Linked DNA regions of Homo sapiens: region 2 is linked to region 1. Evidence: read pairs that join two places in POLR2A ChIA-PET (ENCODE). Cell type or tissue: PC-3. All regions are shown on one strand.

The links. Peaks named below come from ENCODE experiments on the same cell type or tissue, not always from the same donor. Only the 100,000 strongest peaks of a DNase experiment are listed, where the experiment ranks them.
Region 2: POLR2A ChIA-PET joins it to region 1 with 10 read pairs; 12 of 35 experiments call an interaction of 5 or more read pairs at or near these places.

Annotation. Positions count from the first base shown.
Region 1 is chr12:122,071,658-122,074,157 of GRCh38, forward strand. No RefSeq gene overlaps it. Among named protein-coding and RNA genes, the nearest start is that of MLXIP, 5.8 kb to the right of the region's middle. RefSeq lists an enhancer at 1-691. In PC-3, no CTCF peak of the experiment used is centred here; a DNase peak (open chromatin) is centred at 1,134; H3K27ac peaks cover 513 bases.
Region 2 is chr12:122,235,488-122,237,987 of GRCh38, forward strand. It overlaps VPS33A (VPS33A core subunit of CORVET and HOPS complexes), which reads right to left. Exons shown (of 13, transcript NM_022916.6): 11 at 299-436. Among named protein-coding and RNA genes, the nearest start is that of DIABLO, 11 kb to the left of the region's middle. In PC-3, no CTCF peak of the experiment used is centred here; no DNase peak of the experiment used is centred here.

The DNA.
Region 1 (2,500 bases):
AACTTCTGACCTCAAATGATCCACCCACCTTGGCCTCCCAAAGTGCTGGGATTATAGGCGTGAGCCACCGGCGCCCAGCCAATCCTAACATTCTAATGTCTATAATATGAAATGTCATGATTTTTACAATGTTAGCAAATCATTCAAAATTTTAGTAAACTGTCTAGATGTTAGTTTTTACTATGGTAAAAACATCGGCCAGGCGCGGTGGCTCATGCCTCTAATCCCAGCACTTTGGGAGGCCGAGGCGGGCGGATCACAAGGTCAAGAGATCGAGACCATCCTGGCTAACACAGTGAAACCCCGTCTCCACTAAAAATACAGAAAACTAGCCAGGTGTGGTGGCAGGCGCTTGTAATCCCAGCTACGGGAGGCTGAGGCAGGAGAATGGTGCGAACCCGGGAGGCGGAGGTTGCAGTGAGCCGAGATTGGGCCACTGCACTCCAGCCTGGACGACAGAGCAGACTCCATCTCAAAAAAAAAAAAAATGGTCACCCCTTTTGCTCCTAAATCACCCTCAAAGTAAAAGAGAACAAGAAACAGAAGCAGAAATCCATATTTAGTGAAATAAGACAACACCTGTAGCTCCAAACCTGTAGAAGCAGATCCCAGAGAAAAGCAGGCCAGTTCTCTCCTGGAATCCCAGAAAGTCCCAGGAATTGGAGGCTTCAGTGCTGCAGTAGGGAGGGGACTAAAAACAAAGTCTGTATATGGAGCAGTAAGACCTCCGGGTTCTCATCCCCCATCCTGTGTGCTCTCGGGTGACTAGCCCTCTCCCTCTCCAGGTTTAGCTTCTGGAGAAATTAAATCAAAGAGGCTCTAGAACTGGGGATGGCAGGCATTGAGTGCAGGGAGTGAGTTGCCAGAGGCTGAGAGCAGAGAGATTTAGTGGCAGTGGGCAGAGCAAACAGCAAAATGACTGCCCTCTTCCCTGGCCTTGCTCCAGAAACTGAGCAGCCAGACATACACACTCCCAGAAGGCAGTTGGAGGTCCCCCCGGGCAATCAGAACCACCCACAGAGAAGACCTCCAGATACTGACATTTAGAAGCCTCTGACCAAAGAGCTGCCTGGCCACCCACTGGCTTACTCGCTGACAGGCCATGCTCCTGCCGTACACACCGATCCTATCAGTCATCCTCATGGGCTCCTTTCCAGACTTCTGAGGAAAGCTTCCAACATGAAGAGGGAGTTCAAAACAAACAGAGAGAGAGAGAGAGAGAGAGAGAAAAGAAATATAAACAATGCAGGGAGCAAAAGATAACTTCAAATAAACTCAAAATATTCTTCTGGGAGAGATGAGACAATATTGCATACATAAAACAAGAAGAGGATGCTATCACTAAATTTTAAAAAAAAGTAACAGAAAGTAAGAAAGACCTCTAAGAAATGTTTCTGAAATGAGGTATAATTTTTTTTTTTTTGAGAGGGAGTCTTACTCTGTCACCCAGGCTGGAGCGCAGTGGCGTGATCTCAGCTCACTGCAACCTCCGTCTCCCAGGTTCAAGCGATTCTCGTGCCTCAGTGCCCCGAGTAGCTGGAATTACAGGTACACACCACCACGCCTGGCTAATTTTTGTATTTTTAGTAGAGGCGGGGTTTACACCATGTTGGCCAGGCTGGTGTCAAACTCCTGACCTCAGGTGATCCACCTGCCTTGGCTTCCCAAAGTGCTAGGATTACAGGCGTGAGCCACTGGACCTGGCGAAAACTCTTTTTTTAATCATAACTTTAAAAACCCAGTTTTAAGTTTTATTTTTTGTGCTACACTGTTTCTTGTGTTCCATATCGTTCTCGTACTTGAATTTCATTTTTGTCTTCTTGGAGAGAACAACCTCTAGTAGTAATTCTTTCTAATGTGGCCAATGGATGAAAAGACTATTTTACCTTCTATCCTCTAAAATTTATTGAGGTGACAATATAAGGAGCTCAAACAACTCTACAGGAAAAAAAATCTAATCATCTGATTTAAAATGGGCAAAAGAACTGAATAGACATTTATCAAAAGAAGACATACAAATGGCAAACAGGTATATGAAAAGATGCTCAACATCACTGATCATCAGAGTAATGCAAATCAAAACTACAACGAGGCCAGGTGTGACGGCTCACACCTGTAATCCCAGCACTCTGGGAGGGTGAGGTGGGAGGATCACTTAAGCCCAGGAGTTCAAGACCAGCCTGGGCAACATGGGGAGACCCAGTCTCTACAAAAAATTAATAAATTGGCCAGGTGTAATGGCACATACCTGTAGTCCAAGCTACTCTGGAGGCTGAAGTGGGAGGATCACTTGAGTCCAGGAGGTAAAGGATGCAGTAAGCCTTGATTGTATTACTGCACTCCAGCCTGGGCAACACAGTAAGACCCTGTCTCAAAACAAACAAACAAAACAACAACACACTAAATGAGAAATCATCTGTATTAGTCCATTTTCACACTACTGATAAAGGCATACCCGAGACTGAGCAACTTACAAAAGAAAGAGGTTTAAGGGACTCAC
Region 2 (2,500 bases), 160 kb after region 1:
TCCTGAGCTCAAGTGATCTGCCCGCCTCGGCCTCCCAAAGTGCTGGGATTATAGGTGTGAGCCACCGCGCCCAGCCCACATCTTTATTAAACTCTCCAGAAACTCCCCAGTTTAAGAGCATTCTCTGTGTCCTTCTAGGATTCTGATGGATACAATACATGCATACATTACTTTTTCAAAAACATTAGAAAATTGTTTTCAGAAAGCAAGGCAGATGTGTAGGTTCAGAAGCATGTGTTGTCACCTGGACGATCTAACCAGTCCCTAAGCTGAGACGAGGTGGAGAAGTGTGGCTTACTTGCTCATTAACATCATCCATCCAGAGGCGTAATGTTTTCCGTATAGTTGGGTAATTGTTTCTGCCCCCCGTCTGCGGTTTCAGCAGGCCGGCCTTCTCCAGGTTGTGTAAGGTCAATATGTGCTCATAGCCGTATGTCTGCAAGGGAAGTCATTTGGCCTTGATGTCAGATCAGGAAAAGGATTTCTGCAATTTTCAAAGAAGGGCACTTCCAACAAATCAATTTGGTTTGTACTGCAGGACATGTTACCAAAGTCCAGCAATGTTAGTGGATGGGCACAGAGGACAGGGTGGAGGGATGAAACTTGTCCTAAAACTGCTTGCCTGTTACTATTAATTCAGCTCACTGTTTCAAAGAGAAATTTAAAATTTTTACTTTAAAGTCAGAATTTATGGACCCAATCTAAGCAAGCATCAAATAAATGATAGTATATTTTTATAAGGGATATAATTAGCTCTAAAAAAGAGTAAGGCATATGTATACATCCTGATAAGAAAGGTCTCCAGAATATATTAAAAAAAAAATAACATGTAGAGTAGGACATTATTTCTATTTTTAAAAAGTAGCCAAGGTCTGGGCATGCTGGCTCACACCTGTAATCCCAGTACTTTGGGAGGCCGAGGCGGGCCAATCACTTGAAGTCAGGAGTTTGAGACCAGCCTGGCCAACATGGTGAAACCCTGTCTCTACTAAAAATTAAAAAATTAGCTGGGCCTGGTGGCATGTACCTGTAATCCCAGCTACTCGGGAGGCTGAGGCAGGAGAATCGCTTGAACCCAGGAGGTTACAGTGAGCCAAGATTGTGCCACTGCACTCCACTCTGGGCAACAGGGTGAGATACTGTCTCAAAAAATAAATAAATTTTAAAAAGTAGCCAACACTTATAAAATACTTTCTATGAGCTGGGCACTGTTCTGGTCTAAGCACTTACATACATTAACTCAGTCATCCCGGCTCTAACCCCATGACGTAGGTATCATTACCTTCATTTTACAGAGATGTTTAAATAACCTGCCTAAAGTCACACAGCTAGTGAAGAGCAGAGCTGAAACCTGGATCCAGCCAGTCTTGCTCTGAAGTCTGTGTATGGAAACATTCTGTCTAAATGCAAAGAATGGAGTTTGGAAGGAAGCAAATCAGACTGCTGACACTGGTCACATCTGGGGAGGGAAACTGGGGTATGAGCAAGGTACAGGGGACGTTCACATTTTGCTCTGTGTACTTCTGCATTATTTGACTCTTACACAAGGATACATAACTTAAAAAAAGACAAAAACAAAAAATTAATGAGCACTCAATTTTAATAAAAATGTACTTAACTGTCACTGGTAACAGCAAATAAATACTACCTGAGTCATTTTCAAACAAAGGGGAGACTTTTCAAAAACAAGAGTGGCCTTTTCCTTATTATAAGTAACACAGGCTTAATTTAAGTAAACCTGCTAAGCAACTGTCATCAGAAATTTGCAGAAAGTTCTTTTCCTCCGTGGTATAACTGCGGAGTTAAGAACATGGGCGCTACACTCAAATTGCCTGGTTTACCACTGGCTGTGCCACTTACCAGCCAGGTAACCTTGGGTGAGTTACCTAAACTAGTCTGTGCCTCAGTTTTTCATCCATAAAACTGGGACGATAGCAGTCTCTAACTCACAAGGCTGTTGTGAATATTTGTTGTTGTTGTTATGGTAACTACAGTTAACAAGGAAGTATTGTGAAGATGAAACAAATGAATGCACATAAAGTTTTTCTTTTTTTTTTTTTTTTTTTTGAGACGGAGTCTCGCTCTGTCGCCCAGGCCGGACTGCGGACTGCAGTGGCGCAATCTCGGCTCACTGCAAGCTCCGCCTCCCGGGTTCACGCCATTCTCCTGCCTCAGCCTCCCGAGTAGCTGGGACTACAGGCGCCCGCCACCGCGCCCGGCTAATTTTTTGTATTTTTAGTAGAGTCAGGGTACAGAGCCACCGCGCCCGGCCTATAAAGTTTTTCCAATAGATCCTAGCACATAGTAAATGCTCAAGAAATGTTACCTATTATTATTATTTTTTACTTTTTGTAAACAAGCTATGTTGCCTAGGCTGGTTTTGGACTCCTGGGCTCAAGCAATCCTCCTAACTCAGCCTCCTGGGTAGCTGGGACTGCAGACACAGCCACCATGCCTGGTAAATTTTTGTATTTTTTTTGTAGAGACAGGGTCTTGCTAT